Linked DNA regions of Homo sapiens: region 2 is linked to region 1. Evidence: read pairs that join two places in POLR2A ChIA-PET (ENCODE). Cell type or tissue: K562. All regions are shown on one strand. Links, peaks and the distances in the headings refer to the core of each region. The heading gives the core; the rest is flanking DNA. Region 1 overlaps HSPBAP1 (HSPB1 associated protein 1). Region 2 overlaps PDIA5 (protein disulfide isomerase family A member 5).

Evidence for each region. ChIA-PET counts read pairs that join two places held together with the same protein. Peaks named below come from ENCODE experiments on the same cell type or tissue, not always from the same donor. Only the 100,000 strongest peaks of a DNase experiment are listed, where the experiment ranks them.
Region 2: POLR2A ChIA-PET joins it to region 1 with 5 read pairs; 2 of 35 experiments call an interaction of 5 or more read pairs at or near these places.

The regions. Positions count from the first base shown.
Region 1 is chr3:122,773,217-122,777,612 of GRCh38, reverse strand. All of the region lies in intron 2 of HSPBAP1 (HSPB1 associated protein 1), which reads left to right. Among named protein-coding and RNA genes, the nearest start is that of HSPBAP1, 18 kb to the left of the region's middle. In K562, for the core only: no CTCF peak of the experiment used is centred there; no DNase peak of the experiment used is centred there.
Region 2 is chr3:123,078,621-123,083,016 of GRCh38, reverse strand. All of the region lies in intron 1 of PDIA5 (protein disulfide isomerase family A member 5), which reads right to left. Among named protein-coding and RNA genes, the nearest start is that of PDIA5, 14 kb to the right of the region's middle. In K562, for the core only: no CTCF peak of the experiment used is centred there; DNase peaks (open chromatin) are centred at 456 and 1,926.

The DNA.
Region 1 (4,396 bases), core at 332-4,331:
GACCATTCACTGCACATACAGGAACATTTTATTGGAAGGTTTGGAAAACAGTTTGGCTTAAGTGTTTTTTGTTTTTGTCTGTATAAACTATAGACTGTTTTGTCTATAGTTTATAACCCCATACAAAATGTATTTGTTCATGTATCTTATATGTATATTGCTAGACATTATTGTGGTTCATTAAATGTTAGACACTTAATAAATAAATATTTGTTAATGTGCTCTTATTCATGTTCCTATTAGACCAATACTAATCTAATAGTCCCGTCCACTTTTTACTCAAGTAGAATGTGTCCTTTTATTTGTGGCTTCGGGCACTATTTATAGTTGTATATAATTACTTGGTTGTAATTTTATCCCTCTGCTTTATTGACTGACTGACCTGTTTTGCATTGCACAAACATGAAACATATGTAAAGCTCGCTCTTTTATTCTCTTAAGCAAATAGATTCTGCCTCTTCTTTTCTGAAATCAAAATCATAACATTTTGATTTGTTTGCCCTATTTTCAGATAAAGCAATTACCATTAACTCTAAAATTTAGGTAATTTACCATTAACTCTAAAATTACAGTTTCTAATCTAAGAGAGTCTATAATCATTTTTCTGATGTTTAACTTGTATTTCAATATGGGTAAGTTTGGTAGTCTAGAATTTCAGTTTTTTAAGCATTGAGGTAAAGTGGCTTATTAATATCTATTAATAGCTTAGGAGAACTAGAAAAGTCCCCAGCTTCGCTTCCTGCTGCTCCAAGCTGCTTTCTCTCATTTCGACCTTGTAGTATAGCTGACAGAATTATTTAGTTTTTGGTGTCTGGAACCCCTTTGTACTCCTGTGACAGGTGTAGCATGTTGAATATACCTGGAACTCTTTGTCATCTCATTATAATCAGAGACCAAACTGTTTAAAATTCAATTTAGACCAGCAGCAATAACATAAAAATCAAATTGTGCCTTTTCTTTCTTGATTTTAGTCAAAGAAATCTGCCTCTCACTGAAGTGTCTGTTAGGCACTAATTTGGAGAAAAATAGAAATAGTAATTTTTTCACATTCTAGTTAGACTCCAAGTACACAATACTACCAATAGCTAATATTTATTTAAAGCTATTGTTTCAGGCACTATTGTGAATACTTTGCACATACGGTATTAGCTTTCTTAATCTTCCTAAAACCTTAGGACAGAGCTGCTGTTATCCCATTTTATAGATAAGACACAGTAATTTGACATTTTCAAGTTAATACTTAAGCACAAAAAAAAGGAAAATAACTCTCTGAGGTTGTGAGAAATGACTCTGAGCTTTTAGTAAAGACGATGTTCTTTTTTATTAAATAAAATCCACATAACATAAAATTTAGCATTTTAGCCATTTAAAAGTATGCAATTCATTGGTTGTTAGTATATGCACAATATTGTACAATCATCACTACTATCTAATTCTAGAATATTGCTATTATCCCATAAATAAGCCCAGTACCCCTTAAGCCATCATTTTCCATTCTGCCTTACCCCAGGCCCTGGCAACCACTGATTTACTTTCTGTGTCTATGAATTTGACTACTTAGAATATATCATATAAGTGGAATCATTCACTATTGGCCCTTTTGTGCCTGGCTTCTTTCATTTAGTATGTTTTGAAGGTTCATCCATGTTGTAATACATATCAGTACTTCAATTCTTTCTATTGCCAAATAATATTTTGTTGTACAAATATGTACATTTTATTTATCTATTCAGTTGATGGACGTTTGAGTCATTCCATTTTTTGGCTATTACAGATAATGCTACTATGAACATTCATGTACATGTTTTTGTGTGGACATGTATTTTCATTTCTCTTGGAGTAGAATTGCTGGGTCATACAGTAATTCTGTGTTTAACATTTTGAGAAACCGTTTTCCAAAGCAGCTGCATCATTTTATATTCTCACCTTCAATGTATGAGAGTTCCAGTTTTTTCCACATCCTTGCCAACACTCCATTTTAAAAATTATAGCTATTCTAGGCCGGACGCAGTGGCTCACGCCTGTAATCCCAGCACTTTGGGAGGCCAAGGCGGGTGGATCACGAGGTCAGGAGTTTGAGACCAGCCTGGCCAACATGGTGAAACCCCGTCTCTACTAAAAGTACAAAAAAAAAGAAAAAAAAATTATAACTATTCTAGTGTATGGGAAGTATTATTATAGTTTTGATTTGTGTTTCCTTAATGACTAATAATGTTGAGCATCTTTTTATGTGTGTGTTGGCCATTTGTATGTCTTCTTTGGAAAAATGTCTATTCAAATCCTTTGCCCATTTTCTAATTGTTTTTGTCTTTTTATTATTGAGTTATAAGAGTTCTTTATATATTCTGGATACTACCCTTATTAAGTATATGACTTGCAAAGGTCCCACTACCCAGAGATAATCACTAGTTATATTTTGAGGTATGCCCATGTAGGCCTTTTTGTATTTTAAAAATAAAGTTATATTAATTTTCACAGCTTGCTTTTTTTTTTTCTTTTACTCTGAGCAGCTTCTCTTGAGATTGTATGATTTTTCAATGGCTACGTAATATTTCATTGTTTGGTAGTATCATAATTTATTTTAAAGTTTTGATGATTTAGATTGCTTACAAGTTTTAAATTTTAAAAAGACTGTAGTGAACATCTTTGCAAACAGATTTTGTCAGTTTCTGATTACTTCCTTAGGATTGATACCTAGAAGGAGAGTTACTGGATCAAAGGATATGAGCATTATCATCAGTAGCAACACTATCTGTGAAGCTTCTTACACCAGAACTTCTGAATCATTCTGATTGCCTGTCTTGAATGGTGTCTTGTGACTCAGTGACTTACATCCTAAATATCTAGCATCTGCCTGCTTCTGTCTGTCTCCACAGCCATCCTCTAGTGGGCGTTACCCTGCTCGCTGTCTCTCACCTCCATAGTTGCGTGGCCTCATCCTAGTCTCTCTGCACCCCTTGCCCTCCCTTCCCACACCATTCCTCATACTGAAGCCAGAGATGACTTTTAGGAAAACAAATCTAATCTTATTTCTCTGCTTAAAACACTTAAATGGCTTCCAGTTACGCTTAGGCTAAAGACCAAAATGTCCATTGTGGTGTGGAAGGCCCAGCATCATTTCTGTCCCTGAGCTCAGGCCAGACAAGCATTTTTCAGTTTCTGTATTTCCAGGGCTTTGTTTCTTCCTACTTCAGGGCCTTTGCATGTGTATGTAGTTCCCTGTGTCTAGCCTCTCTTTTCTCACTTCCCTTTCCCCCTACTTTACCTAAATAATTCATCTCCTTCTGTCAGATCTTAGCTTAAATGTCATTTTTCCTGACCAAATCTATCCTTCCCCATACCCCAAATCAGGTGTGACTATTCAATTACCTCAGAACACTTTGTATTTCTTAGTAACACTTAGCACAGTTGTAATCACATGGTTGTATAATTACCTGTTTAAAGTCTCTTCCCCTCAAGAAGGTCACTTCTGTGAGGGCAAGGGCCACGTCTCATCATGGGCTGAGCACCTAATGGACATTGAATTTGTGAAGTGAAAGAATGAAAGACTTTGAAACATACAGCTAAGGGCTTTGCACGAAGGCGGTTTCTATTTACATTCTTTTCAGAACATGTGAGGGTTCCTGTTTTGCTACTCTTTGGCCAAAACTGAAATTTATCTTAAAGATCTTTCAGGCTGGCCATGGTAGCTCATGCCTGTAATCCCAGTTCTTTGGGAGGCTGGAGCAGGAGGATTGCTTGAGCCCAGGAGTTCAAGACCAGCCTGGGCAACATAGCAAAACCCTGTCTCTACAAAAAGTATAAAAAAATTATCTTGGCATGATGGTGTGCACCTGTTGTCCCAGCTACCCAGGAGGTTGAGATGGGAGATCACCTGAGCCTGGGAGGTCGAGGCTGCAGTCAGCTGTGATCATGCTACTGCACTCAAGCCTGGGAGACAGAATGAGGCCCTGTTACGTGAAAAATGTTATCTCATTATTTTAATTAACATTTATTTGGCCGGGCACAGTGGCTCATGCCTGTAATCCTAGCACTTTGGGGGGCCAAGGTGGGCGGATTACCTGAGCTCAGGAGTTCGAGACCAGCCTGGGCACGTGGCAAAACCCCGTCTCTGCTAAAAATACAAAAAATTAGCCAATTAGCCAGTGTGGTGGTGCACGCCTGTAATCTCAGCTATTTGGGAGGTGAGGCGTGAGACTCGCTTGAACCCCAGAAGCAGAGGTTGCAGTGAGCCAAGATAGTGCCACTGCACTCCAACCTGGGCCACAGAGTGAGACTCTGTCTCCAAAAAAAAAAAAAAAAAAAAAAACACATTTATTTGATTGCTGGTGATGTTGAACATACGTTCATGTTTATTAGTAATTTGTATTTTTTCCTGATAATTGGTCTTTGACTA
Region 2 (4,396 bases), core at 213-4,212, 310 kb before region 1:
TCATTCAGGGCCGGCCAGACAAACCACCATCCCACTTAGAAACCCACTCTCTTCTCCCTCTGCAGTCTTCCAGACACCACAGAAAGAGCACTGGCTCAGGAGTCAGACAGACCTGGGGGAAATCCAGGTGCCACCATTTATAGCAGGATGACCTCAGGCCTGTTACTAGACCTCTGAGTGTCAACTCCCCACCTACAAGGTGGAGAGGAGAATACCAATGCCCACCTTGCAGAGTGGCTCAGGACTACATGAGGGGAGAGATGACAAAGAATCTAACATAATGTTTGGCATGCAGAAGCACAGAATAATTGCACTTCTCTTTATTAGCGAGACAACTTATAAGGGGAGCAAGGACAGCAGTAACACGGGGACCACCTCTTCCTCTCCAGGGGCCCTGCCTGCAATCAGGCAGGGCAGCAGGTCCAGGCAGGAAGGAGCGAACACGTACACACATTCAGCCACCAGAAAACCTCAAATCATCACCAGCTGCACAGCGACCCAGACCAAGAGGTCACACGGCACATTTAGAGCACACTTCCCAGGTTTCATACCCACTAACTCGTTTACCCCTCACAATACCCCAGTGGGTAGGTACTCGCCTCATCCTACAGATGAAGAAACTGAGGCTCAGACAGGTTACATTAATTACCAAGGTCACACAGTAGGTAAGTAACAGAGCCAGGACTAGAACTTGGGCCTCCCGACTCCAGGCCACAGGAGGCCTGCTTCTCTCAACCCCACAAGCTCCCTGGACTGCTGCAACAGATGGCACAACACAAGCAGAAAAGGAACATCTCCTTCCAAGGCAGGGCCTACCGAAGCAACCAGGAAATGCCCCTATCTCCCAGAATCCCAGGGCAAGGAGGGTCCCAGCAGGGGTTTAGACTAACCCTCTGCTTTCTGCAAGTCCAGCAGATCCTGGAGTCTCCCAAGGTTCCTGGGGCCAAGAGCATGAAGATCCTAAATGTGGCAATTAGCCCAGGTCTGTTTCCAGCCAGAGGCTGTGTGCAGGAAGTGTGTGGTCCTCCCAATCTGCTAACATAGCACACACAAACTCCTCTCTTCACTCAGCTCACTTAATGAGGCTGATCGCCACCCAGCATCTCCATCAGACTAAAGAGATAAGAGTCCCAGCACGCTGGGAGATAATCAGGGAGAACAGTCCTTGCCACATTACACCTCAGCTTTAAAAAGCTCCTCATCTCTGGGGCGCGTGCCAGCACCCTCGCATTCTCTGTAACTAGCAAAGCCGTCTGTCATTATAGATTTACTATTCAATGCAGACCATGAAGCCAGAGATATTCAATTATGTAAAAGCAGCTTGCTAACGGAGGAAGACTTGGGAACAGAAGTTTAACATTGAGGAAAAAGGGTGAAGGTGGGACTCAACCTCTTTTGCTCTGCCACCTGAAAAAAAGATACCCTTATGTTAAGAACTGTGAAGAAACAGGTTTAATTTAGTTTAACCCACATTTTGCTCAAAATAGTTTTTAAATGTCAGAATCTAAGTCTAGACTCATAAGAAGCTGGTACGAAAGGGACTCAGGGAAAAGAGGAAGACCTGAGAAAACAGATGTGGCCCTGAATCCAAGGTCAGAGAACTTGAGCGGGCTGAGAATTTAGAGCTGGTGGTTTGGCGGAAAGAACACCGTACTTGGAGTCAGAAGCTCAAGTTTTGTGCTGACTTTGATTATTACTAGTTGTCATCTCTCCTTCTCCAAGTCTGTTTCCTACTCTGGAAAACTGAGGAACTGAAAGTGATTTCCAAAGTTCTTTACAATCATATCATTTGGTAAACCCATTCTCACGACCACCACCAGAGAAGTACTGTGAGGTAATCACACCTTGTGAAGAAACCATTGAGTTTCCCTGGGCATGTGGCCACCCGCAATAAAAGCCTTATCTCTCAGTCTCCCTTGCAGCAAGGGGGCCATGTTCCAGCCCTTGGAATGTAAGCTTAAGTGTGATGTGGCAACTTTTAGAAACTGTCCCTAACAGACATCTGATAAGAGTCTTCTTAGTCCCTGCCTCATTCCTGCCAGCTGGAATTTGGACAAGATGGCTGGAACTCAAGTAGCCACCTTGAGACAATGGGGAGGAAGGGCCTGCTAAAGAGGAGCTAATAAGATAGACGTTACCTGGGTCCCTGACACCACAGAGGGATACTCTGGCCCTGGAATATCCCTGTGCAGGCTTCTGCATGGGTGAAATAAATGATCTTTTTAAGGAGCTCTCATTCTGGGTGTTCTGGCACACACAAATAGATCTTGAGTGCCCACTGAACAAAAGCTTTAACTAGAAAGAAATACAAACATCTGTTCCAACTGGGATATTTCAAAGTGCCTCAAGCACCAAATCATGCATTAACTTTAGATATGTTATTTATAAGGAAGGAGACAGAGAGACTGTCAAGGGATTGATTTACCCAGTGTTCTTCCCAGTAGCCCAAATTTTCAGTGTGCCTGTTCTTATCAGGTACTTTGGTCACCTGGTGCCAGCTATTCACAAATGAAAGAAGAATTAGCCCGGGAACTCTCCAATTTCCTTACCTCAGCCCTTTTCTGGTAAGAGGACCACTGCTGGAGACAGAAAAGCTAGGACATCTCTTTCAATTCAGAGTTGAGTTGGGCTGATGAGTTTCCCAAAAATATAGAAATCCCCTCAAAATTCCTCACATACCGTCTCCAGCCTCCAGGTAGCCCTCCAGAGCCAAGGACTCAAAATCTCCTGAGACCACTCAACTCAGCTGGACCCAGAAGGCTGTGGGAACTCAATATGCTAATATGTAGAAGTCCCATGTCCTACACCATACCCATATCATCTTGGAGGGCTCCTCATTAGAAATGTTAAATCCCCCCCACACACACACCCATCTGTCAGCCTATCACACTCCAAAGACAGCAAACACGTCTCTTTTAGGATTCTCTAGGTGAAATATCCTAATTCCTCACGTGTGACCTCAAATCCCCACTGTCTAGACACTGCCACCTCAGTGATTCCCAGAGTTCTTCCCAATGCTCTGTTTCAGACTGTTGCAGCTTGAAAAGAGTAATGTGCTATTTTATACCATAATTTATTTTTAGAAATAAATACCTAGGCTCTCATAAGTCAAAATATAGGAAATTAATCTCAACACAAATCTTCATTGGTGGGTCACAGTTTAAAAAAAAAAGGTTGAGAAACACCATTAGTGAATCTCTTAAAATATGGAGCCCAACTGTCATATACTGCTGGCAGAAACCTCAACTAGTACAACTCTTTTGGAAAGGTAGCTGGCACAATTTATCATGTATCTCTAAAGTATTTATGCTCTTTGACTTGGTAATTCCACTTCTGGGAATGTGTCCTGAGGAAATTAGCAGAGGTCTGACACACGTATGACTCACAACCATTCTAACCATAAGAGTTAAAACCTATAAACAACCTAAATGTCCAACAACAACAGAATGGTTACACAGAGTAAACCACTCAATAGAAGAATAAGCCATTTAGATGGTATTTTATTTAAATGGTGTTTTTAAAGACTTCGCAATGCAAAAATATTTGCTTTAATGTCTTTAAAAATAGAATTCACTTTGGGAGGCCGAGGTGGGCGGATCACGAGGTCAGGAGATCGAGACCATCCTGGCCAACACAGTGAAACCCCGTCTCTACTAAAAATACAAAAAATTAGCCGGGCGTGGTGGCGGGCGCCTGTAGTCCCAGCTACTCAGGAAGCTGAGGCAGGAGAATGGCGTGAACCCAGGAGGCGGAGCTTGCAGTGAGCCGAGATCGCACCATTGCACTCCAGCCTCAGCGACAGAGTGAGACTCCATCTCAAAAAAAAAAAAAAAAAAAAAAAGAATTCAAAATATACGTGGTATAACCACAACTATAAGTAAACAAAAGTATGCTCAGAAAAACACTGAGGATTTGCCCTCGGTAATATTTATTCTTCCCTTTTCTCTATTTTTCAACTTGCCATAATAAGCATGTCCAATCTAAATGTTTAAAGAAAAAAATTACCACCACTTGGCTACCATTATGAAAATAATTAACTGCCTCAAAGTATCTCCCCACCAGAAAATGTATCTTTACAGTGGGAAAACATGGCAGAAACCCCCTTAACTAAGGGACCAACAGTAACACCACCAGTAATGGGTCAAATTGACGTCAGGTGCCCCCTGATATAATGCACTAAATGAAAACATCATCAAAAACCAAATTGAGGAAAATTCTTTAAAAATGTCAAGGTCACAAAAGACAGAGACTGAGGAACTATTCCAGATTAAAGGAGACTAAAGAAGGACAATTAAATGCAGTGTGTGATTCTGGTTTGGGTCCTGAATCAAATACTACCTTCCTAGTTTTGATCGTTGTACTGTGGTTACATAAGAGAATGTCTTTGTGTTTTAGG